2 separate regions of the Homo sapiens genome follow, and region 2 is linked to region 1. Evidence: chromatin contacts called from ENCODE Hi-C or POLR2A ChIA-PET data. All regions are on one chromosome and are shown on one strand. Each heading gives the region's core, a stretch centred on a gene start or an enhancer-like site at or near the end of the contact. The rest is flanking DNA. Distances are from core to core; before and after follow the strand shown.

Region 1 (5,158 bases), core at 1,436-3,935:
GATGTTAAATCAAATATCCAGTTGACTGACTGACTTGCTAATTTTTTATACCAAAGCTTGGCAGTCAGGCTGCCTGGGTTTTATGTAAAGGTGTGTTTATGGAGATCTGGTGTGGGGGCACCATCCCCTACCTGAGGACCATAAAACCAGCCCCTGCTCTAAAGACTGAGTTCAGATTGGGATGCCAAAGTGATGGCAACACACTTCACACCCTGAATCCGCCTGTCTCCCTGGGTGTCAGCAGAACCGAGCCCGTTGTTTGAATGGATGGCATGATGCGACATTCCCGGGCTGCCAGCAGCAGGCAGCATGAATAAGCACATGGCATCGCTCAGCGGTGACAATGGGGAGGCAGAAGGCTCCTGTCCAGAGCCAGCAGGGGACAGAGCCATGGGCTGCCAGCCTCTCTGTGATTCACATTTCAAGGAAGCTCTCAGTTCTCCATCAGGCCTGTTCTAAGAGCAGTCAGGCTGGGCATTATCATAATGGGGTCACCTGGGAGTCTGGGAATAGACAGAGGAGCAGTCTATTGGGGAGAACAAATTGACTCCTGTCTTGTTACTTGGCTCAACTTGACAGGCAAACCTGGTGATTGGAAAAGGACGGCCTCAGGAGAGGCCCACGCCAAGGAAGGGGAAGGGCGACAGGGCCGTCACACCTGCTGGACTTGGGGAGCTGGAGCAGACTGCCCGGCTTCAGGTCCTCCAGCTCGGGTCGTCATTTTCCAGTATTCAGCGCCAACCTGCCCTTGGCCTGCATGCAGCCCACACTGCCCATCTGTCCATGTCCCTATGCTACGGGGATGAAGAACATGTAGAACTCAAACCCTCTGTCGTCATTTTGTCTCCACCCCTGGGTATCCCAACTTTAATCCTGTGATCCTTTTTATCTTGCCCCAGAAGAGGGTGAAAATAGGGTCCTTCTCCAAATAAGCAGAGACAATTCCCACAATCCTGGGACCATAGGAACTTTTCTAAGGGCTCTTTGTACTATTTTTCTATTGAGCCACATGGGAACCTAGGCAAAGAGTGTCCATTTCCTTCAGATACCAAAGAGGGCGCTCCTGAGGCGCTAGGGTGCTGCCGAAAGTGCTGGGGCTTTGATAACAAATGAACCTGGTGTATTAGTCCGCCTGGGCTGCTATAGCAAAACACAATAGCCAACCACAGGTTGGCTTCAACAACAAAAATTCATTTTCTTATAGTTCTGAAGGCTGGAAGTCCAAGATCAAGGTGCCATGCCAGCATGGCTGGGCTCTGATCAGGGATCTCTCCCTGGCTTGCAGACAGCTGCCTTCCCATTGTATCCTCACATAGTGAAGAGAGAGACAGAGAGAGGAGACAGAGAGAGCATGCGCGCTCTTCCTCCTCTGCATTTATTATTTATTTATTTATTTATTTATTTATTTATTTATTTATTTATTTATTTATTGAGACAGAGTTTCGCTCTTATTGCCCAGGCTGGAGTGCAATGGCGCTATCTCTGCTCACCACAACCTCCGCCTGCCAGGTTCAAGCGATTCCCCTGCCCCAGCCACCTGAGTAGCTGGGATTACAGGGATGCGCCACCACGCCTGGCTAATTTTTTTGTGTTTTTAGTAGAGATGGGGTTTCTCTATGTTGGTCAGGAGGATAGTCTCCAACTCCCGACCTCAGGTGATCTGCCCACCTCAGCCGCCCAAAGTGCAGGGATAACAGGCGTGAGCCACCGTGCCCGGCTTTCTCCTCTTATGAGGGCACTAATTCCAATCACGCAGGCCTCACCCTCATCACTATATTTAGCCCTAATTACCTCTCAAAGGCCCCATCTCCAAACACCATTATTCAGATGCTAAAAGTTAGGCCTTCAACATAGGAATTTGGGGAGGGGGATATAAAACATTCCATCTGTAACCCTTGGGTTTTAATTTCAGCTTCTTGTTAGGTGTGGATCCTAAATGACTTCAGCCCTCTGAATTTCAGTTACCGCACCTGTAAAATGTGACTAATAAGCCTACTACACTGAACTGCTGTGAGGAATAGGATGTGTTCACACAGAAAAAGCCGTAACGCATAACAGGTCCTGCAAAGTCGATTCTCCTCCCTGCCTCTTGCCACTTTCACGGCGTCTCTGATTTAGTCTGGCACCAGTTTTCATCAAGAGTTCTGTCCTCCCCGCTTCCCCTGCCCTGCCCACCCCACATGAGAAACATCTTATTTAAGAGTCCCTCCATCCCGGTGGTTTTGGCTGGGTTGCAGCTATTTTCTCAAAAACAACAGCAGCCCTGATAATTCTCTCCCAGGAGCTAGGAAGGCTCCTCCTTTCCCTAGAGCCCCAGAAAGGAAGACGTCACTGTCACAGGGGCTTAGGAGGGACGTGGAGATCATTCTCCAGCATCGTGGGCACAGTCCTCTTCCTACGCTCCAACGTCCCCTGGAACAGGTTTCCTTAGCTCCCTCCGCAGGTTTCTTTAGTCACCCCGGCGACCCTTCCTGAGGCTCCTCCTCGTCTCACTTCAAAGGCCCTTGTGTTGCAGGGCCCAGATCCCATGAGATTCTTCCCGGAGATGGAACCCCGGCCCCTCCCCGGCCCCCACACAGCACTGACTGTCTCAGCAGGGTTATCTCTATTAGCCGCTGCCAACGTCAGTGCGTGGAAACAGTGCAGTGTGAGATGCTTCCCCTGACTAACGTCTTTGTACTGAGCGGGGGAATCAGAACGGAACAGATGTTTTAAGGACTCCATAAATCCGTGAAGATAAAAAACCACCCACCCAGCACTTTTTAACAATGCGCCATGCTGATGAACCAGCATATCGGAAATACCAAAATAAATATAAAATCCCACTGAAGCCTTGGAATAAATCTCAGGGATTTTTTTCTTTTTTCCCTTACAACATACACCAGACATCATTTTTAATACTCAGTGAAGACCCACCACTGGGAACAGAAAGTCTATAAAAACGCTGCTGCTTCCATCCGAAGTGACCCAATGATCAACCGCAATATGCATGAATCACCCTGCATCTGCTTCCGGAAAAACTCATTTCTCTCCCATAGAACCTTCTCCCTCTATCAACACTTCCAGTGTTGTCATGCTTCTTCTCATAACTCCTTGCTGAATTCCAATGAGGTTTTCTAATTAGCCTAATTAATTTTCTGCCCAACTTAATAAGACTGTCTCTGGTTCAGAAATAATTGGACTTCCCAAACACCATTTTCCCTCCCTCGATTTCTCAGTGGTGAGTTGTGATCCAGCCTCCTTTAATAATTCAAAATTAGGTTCTGCTTTTCAGATGATGGGTTCATGTTAGGAAAGTTATTTAGTTTTTTCATTAACACTCTCACATCGTTCTCTCCCTCCTGTGAAGAATACCTTAAAAAGCACTAAAAATAAAATGAAACTTGGATCCCTTCCTGAAGAGATAAATCCATTTGGGATCAAGATTTCAATGGATTCTGGCTTCCTAGATTATCAATTTCAGCAAGGTAAATTAATGACCTGGATAAAGAATATTCTTATAAAGTTTGGTAGCAGCTATGAAAATAAGCCCTAACAAGCCAAGTAATAAAATCATTAAAAAAAAAAAAAATCTTGAGCACTTTCAGGCAACTAGCTTCCCACGGAAGAGCTGGCTTCTCTCTAACCTCTTACAAGTGTGTTTCATGTGGTTGTGAATTTCTTACTCCAGGAAAATAGCATTGTTACAAATATTAGTGTGTTCTCCAAATGAGTTGAAAAAAAAGGAGGAAGAGAGAAGAGGTAAGGAAAGAGAGAGGAAAGAAAAGTTGGTAAGCTTAATGAAAATGTCCATGTCCCAATGCATGTTTGAATAAGCTCTGCAAAGCTGTGTAAATGGCATATTGTCTTTTGTTTGCTCTCAGGTTCCAGAACACCAGGCAATCATATCCTCTGTGGTATTGGTTTTGCAGCCCCAGAAATACTTCTCTTGGAACGATGAACACGGAATTAATTTCTCATTCCCTGAAAGCCTGAAGCAGTTCTTTAGAGGTCTTATAAATATGCCTGTGAACAGTACCAGAGTATGGAGAGCACAGTAAGATGTGTGACTCCAATCCTGCCTATGCACAGGGGTGTGCAGCTGTCAACCTTCTCATAATGGCAGCATGTTCTAAGTGGAATCATAAAGGTGTGAAGGTTTTCAAAGAATTTAATCCAAATAATATCCATAGAAGTGTATGCTTTATTTTCTTTGGATGACTCTAGACCAAACTTCTCAAAGATGAAATGGAGTTATTGAGGGTGGTTCCTTCTCTTAGTAAAAATGGGTGACCCACTCATGTTCAAAGAGTCACGGCTTCTTTGATGAATCATCTAGGCCGGTACAGGCTTTAAGAAAATATGCAGACGGCTGGACACGGTGGGTCATGCCTGTAATCCTCGCAATTTGGGAGGCCGAGGCAGGTGGATTACTTGAGGTCAGGAGTTTGAGACCAGCCTGGCCAACATGGTGAAACCCCTTCTCTACTAAAAATACAAAAGTGAGCTGGGACGGTGGTGTGTGCCTGTAATCCCAGCTACTCGGGAGGCAGAGACAGGAGAATCATTTGAACCTGGGAGGCTGAGGTTGCAGTGAGCCAAGATTGCACCACTGCACTCTAACCTGGGCAACACAGTGAAAGTTTGTCTCAAAAGAAAGAAAAGAAAGAAAGAAAGAAAAAAAGGAAGGAAGGAAGGAAAGAAAGAAGAAAGAAAGAAAGAGAGAAAAGAAAATAGGCAGAAAACTGTAAGTATACCAAACTGGTAAGTTTGGGGACAGTTATTTCCTGCTGAAGAAACAGTCTCTCACTCCCTCTCCTCTCTCATTAAAAGAGCTTTGGGGATGTTGCTTTGAAGACAGTGTTTCATAATGAAAGTGAAGTATGGTTCACTTTTTCAAATGTAAATAACATCCATTTGCCAGAAATGAAATATGGCCATATCACTAGCCCACATCATCAGAGTTTGCTACAATTAGCTAGCGGGGTTGGCGGGGGGGAGGGGGAAGACAGAAGTTGTATTAAAGGATCAAAAAAGAAAATGAAAAGAATGGTATGATTTGTAGCTATATATTTAAATGAAGCTTACTACTGGCCACCGACGAGGATAGAGTGAAACTGACTAAAATAGTCTCTGTTGAACTTAAATCTTGGGCTTCCCTAGTTGTTGCTTAAGTAAG
Region 2 (5,158 bases), core at 692-3,191, 370 kb before region 1:
GAGAGGCAACATCTGATGTCCTGCTCTCTACAGTCCCCAGGCAGCCTCTAAATTCTACAGCTGAGAGAGTAAACAGGACTAGCAACAGTTGAGATGTAACATTGTGTATGCATATTCAAAAGACATTCATTATCTGTAGGACATTGTTTAGAAATTGCTCTACTATTTAATTTGTGATAAATGATTAGCAAACATGTTTATCAATGTAAAAAAAAAAACACACTCACAGAACAACTTTAATTGGATTCATATACTTTAGTGTCTGGGAAAGCTGAGAAGCAAACCATCCTATACCACTGCCATGTGCTTCTCCTCTCCAGCGTCCTGTCCCCAGCCATCTGCCCTCAGACTTCATCTACAACCCCAGACAGCCTTCTGCCAAATGTAAACTGATGGTCACAGGGAAAAGGAGAGGACATATGGATGAGAGTGCCCAAATATGAGAATATCCTTTGTCGACAAAAGCCAGAAAAGTGTAAATCTTTCAGAGAGCCAATGCCCAGGCCAGCATCCCACCTGGTTCAGTCCCTTGGATGGGGAAGGGTGGATCTAAGACAAGAGCTTGGCTCTGGGACTTGCAGGCTATAACGTTAGACACTACTAAGTCTGCCGGCATGACACTCTTTCTCCTATTAATAGCAACTTCTTCAATTTGCTCGCCCCAGAAAACAAAATGAATGAGGCTTGGCTGTGAATGTAGGGAGACTAAAGCCCAGGATGGCAATAAATCGGAGAGCAGAGTGGCAGACACTGTAATCCGCCGGAATGCCGCTCTGGCTCAAGGAAAAGAACCTCTTTGGGGAAGCAGTGGAGGGAATCAATGCCCATAAAAGCATCCGAGGCAGCAAGCCACAGCAGAAAAGATAGATACTGTTGACCAGCACATGCAGCAGATTGCTGGTTGTAAAACAAAATAGAAAGTCATTAAAAAGGTGGGCAAAGGGCACGATTGTGTGATGTGGATGTCACAGGGGACCTGTGTTATAGAGGGCTCAGGCCTCCCCATCCGTCAGAAGGTCAGCATCGCCAAGACTGCCTGGAATCCCACACTGCAGATCCCTCTCTATGCGCTCACCGCAGCAAGGTGAGAGATGGGTTAGTATTTATTGCCACTTATGTAATAGGTCTATTTGGAAACACATTCTGACTCGCTTATCAGGATATTAATACATCACAGCATATTGAGCTGTATTCATTTTGGGTTCGGGTTGCTTTAACCAAAGACTTTCCTGGGAAGCCTGCCAAGGTATGTTTTTCTGGAACGAGCTCCCTTTTCTGCCTCATTCACCACCTTTCGATCCACCAGAGGGCAGAGTCAACCCATAAGACTCAGGCTCAGGGACTTTGGGGGGCAGTTTGAAATAGGAGGAGTTTTGGGAGAACGCACCAGAAAAGCAAAGGCCTGAATAAGTTATTCATCCTGAAAGCTGGAGATGGAAATAGTTTCTGGAACTCTCAAGAAAAAAGACTGACAATAAGGCCCGAAAGAAGCAAGTTAAATAGTTCTTAATGTGCTGTGCCTCAGTTTCCCAACATTTGAAAGGAGCAGATGCTTGAATCATTTCCAACTCACCCTGTAAATTAAACCACGCTTTGCGGGTCACAGAAAACACCTCTCACAGCAAAGGAGGGGCAGCTGGCAGAGAAACAGGCTGCAAGGTCGCAGCCAGCACAAATCGGAAAAAGGCACGTTCTGGAGGCTTCTTCCCTCCTTCTCGCTTCCCTCTCCCTTTGCCTCCTGGTAGGGCTCTTTCTCCTTCCGCATTTCCATTCTTGCCCTCTTTCTCCTTTTCTTTCTTGTGCTAGTTTGGCTGCCCTCTCCAGCTCCTCTCCTCTTGGGAGAAATAAAAGTAAAACCAAAAACAACTGCTAGGGGAGAAATGACAGCAGCTGCTTCCTCCCCCTCCTCCTGCCCCCGCCATGGGAGGTGGCTGCGAAGTCCCCGCACACTGCCAGCCATGGTGAGAGCTTTGATTTCCAATCTGATCGCCTCATTTTGTCAGCCTCTGCATAACACAAACAGCTCAGCCCCCACTTATCACAGAAAAGAAGGGGGTGATGGAAGGAAAAAAAGTAGAAGGAACACCTTCCTCTCCCATAATAAATAACTGGCACAGGCATCTCCTGTCACCCTCAGCATTGTCCGTGGTGTGTGTCTCCCTACCTTGCCATTAAGAAGTAACTCACCACAGCTGGGCTGGAGAGAAACAGTATCTCCCTGCTATTGTTCACAGCGTTCTTGTGTGACAATTTCAATCCATCAGACTTTTCTTCTGCAAAGAATTGATGGACTAAGGATCCTCTGGCTCGGAGCTGTTTGTATTTCTGCACTCGTTCACACACCCAGGTGGCGAGACCCTTGCGCCCACTCAGTCTCTCCCACTCCCACATCGCGCAGGGGCGCCTGGGGACCCAAGCTGCTTATGGAAAGCGAGGCTCCACCTTTGCTGGGCTGCGCTTCTTCCTCTGCCAACAGCCCACTCATCCCCCTTGCCTGGGACCCCTGTTGATCTCTCTTACACACACACAATATACACACACACACATACAAACACATGCACGCACACACACCACATACCACAGCACACACCACATACCACAGCATACACCCAGCCACACACACACCACACACCACACATACCACACAGCACACACAGATACACAACACACAACACACATGCACCATATACCACAACACACAAAATACACGCACCACATACCACACACACATCACACACCACACACTACACACCACACTCACACCACATACCCCACTACGCACTACACATGACACACACACCACATACCACATGACACACATACCACATACACCACCAAACACCACACACATCACACACCACACACTACACACCACATACACATTCATACCCCACCACACACCACATACATCACATAGCACACACTACACACCACACACACCACATACACCACCACACCACACACGCATCACAGACACATCACACACCACACACTACACACCACATACACACTCATACCTCACCACACACCACATACATCACATAGCACACACTACATACCACATACCACATACACCACCACACACACATCATACACTACACACTACACAATCACATACCACACCACACACCACATATACCACATACCACACCACACACACACACACACACAAACACACACCAGTACATTATTTATCTTCTACTTTACACTCTAAGGGAGGGTTTGACTTAGTCTAATTCACTCAATAAAATGAAAACATCCTTTCCTGATTCACTCACTCAGTCGCCTCATCTTTGTTTGCATCCCCACTGTGAGCCCATCCGTTTGCGTTTGCTGGGACTGAGTGTAGACAGATATGCGGGCAGTGTGAGGAAGGCAGGGTGTGTCTGGGAAGGTTGTGCTCTAGAACTCAAGATGCAAATCAGGCCCACCTGTAGAACTTGCTTTACTTATTCATTTGGAGATGGATGTCATGCTGGCACCCAGGCTGAAGTGCAGTGGCACAATCATCACCCCTGCAGCCTCCAACCAGCCTCCAGAGTAGCTTAGACAACTGGCGCTAGCTACAGTACCTAGGAGTACAGAAGCTAGGACCACCAGGAGCAGCTATTTTTCTTTATGTTGTTGTTTTTTTGTTTTTGTAGAGACAGGGTCTTGTTATGTTGCTGAGGCTGACAATTTCAATCTCCTGGACTCAGGCAATCCTCCTCACTTGGCCTCCCAAAATGCTGGAATTACATGCATGAGACACCACACTCAGCCATTGTGGAGCTTTATATAAATGCCTGTACTTTATAAATTACCCAAGCAACCCCGCCCTGCGCGTGCGCGCGCACACACACACACGTACACAAAAAATATTCAGAACAATTTCCACAACTTTTTCTGATGTGCAAAACTGAGAATCATTATTGTGAGCAGCTGCTGAGTAGGATTTGGGTAGAAATGGGGAGGCAGATGGGCAACAAACCTGGACAGGTGAAGAGAAGTACTTTCGTGAAGGGCATTTTAAGTTATGTTAAGGAATCTAAGGCGCAGGTGCCAAGAGCTTCCAACAGGGCGGCACTGTGCTGGGACCTGTGTTTTGGAGCCTGTCTCTCCCTGCAGACTGAGAGCACTCACAAAACCACCAAAAGCCAGCCCAGCCACGGCTGCTGAGATCTCAGGGAGGGCAGGGCCCCAGGGGCTGGACAGGAAGGGATGGAGACAGGAGACACCGGGAAGTAGAACCCATGGCCCGATCGAAGATCCGGGGATGGGAGGGGCAATAGCAGAAAGGAAGGGGCATAGCACAATAATGACCCTGACTAACGTTTATTGATCACTGGAGTGTGCCAGGCACTATGCAAAGCACTTTACTCAGATCATGTTATGTGAGCCACACGGCCACTCTGTGTGGTAGTAAACAAAAATATCTCCACTTTACCTGCAAGGGAACTGAAACTTAATAAATTGCCTCGGGTCACAAAGCTACTAAATTACAAAGCAGGCACTGGATCCTACTGACGGTCTCCAGGAGACGGACACTCTAAGGCAAGGTACAACTCTGCCTCGTGGTTTCTGTCCTGAGAAAGTGGGATGGGATGGGTGCAGAGTCCTAAGGAATGGAATCTGGGGGAAGGCTGTGCACACGTAGGAACCTAACTCTTGGTCAGTAACCGGCACATGCGTGGTTCTCTAATGGACTCTCCTGGGCTGGTCCTGTTTGCCTGCCCAGGCTGTTGATGCCTTTAGCACACGGTCCATTCTGCTGTGCCTCAGAGGAGCTATTGCCAGCTGGTCTCACGGCAGGTACTCAGGCACCTGTTGGCTGGCTCATCAAATGCGCATATAGCATTGTGTATGGGAAGGACCAGTGGCAGGGGATTTCCCTAGCTCTCGCCGAAAACAGAACGGCCATAGGCCCATCCACATTGCTACCCTTGGCTTCCTGGTACTCAAAGCTTGGATCAGCTTCCTCTGTCGTTCTATGCAATGGACCACACAGACATGCCATAACTGACACTGTTATTAATTGTTGGTCTCCTAGTGAGGCTTCCAGAGACATGGTTGTGTTTAGAAAAGATGGCAGATTTGCCTCCATGAATACCTTTCTGTAGAAAGCACGTAGGTTTACCTCCCCCTTCACCTACGAGAGAGCCTCTCTTCTAACTACCCC

The links. Hi-C counts contacts between places; a loop is a spot of excess contacts on that map. ChIA-PET counts read pairs that join two places held with the same protein, here RNA polymerase II (POLR2A).
Region 2: a loop to region 1 is called in a map of CD14-positive monocyte, with 2.4 times the contacts of the local background. The contact joins two enhancer-like sites. A Hi-C loop is called at or near these places in 1 of 168 maps with a recorded cell type or tissue (CD14-positive monocyte). POLR2A ChIA-PET finds 5 or more read pairs at or near these places in 1 of 52 experiments (AG04450).

Annotation. Positions count from the first base shown.
Region 1 is chr11:131,758,083-131,763,240 of GRCh38, reverse strand. The region is part of intron 1 of NTM (neurotrimin); the gene reads right to left. Among named protein-coding and RNA genes, the nearest start is that of NTM-AS1, 97 kb to the right of the region's middle. Within about 2 kb of position 2,685, at least 3 of the 41 ENCODE cell types and tissues checked have a DNase peak (open chromatin) inside an H3K27ac peak, as active enhancers do.
Region 2 is chr11:132,123,299-132,128,456 of GRCh38, reverse strand. The region is part of intron 2 of NTM (neurotrimin); the gene reads right to left. Among named protein-coding and RNA genes, the nearest start is that of NTM-IT, 160 kb to the left of the region's middle. RefSeq lists enhancers at 1,917-1,966, 2,067-2,116, 4,465-5,158. Within about 2 kb of position 1,941, at least 4 of the 41 ENCODE cell types and tissues checked have a DNase peak (open chromatin) inside an H3K27ac peak, as active enhancers do.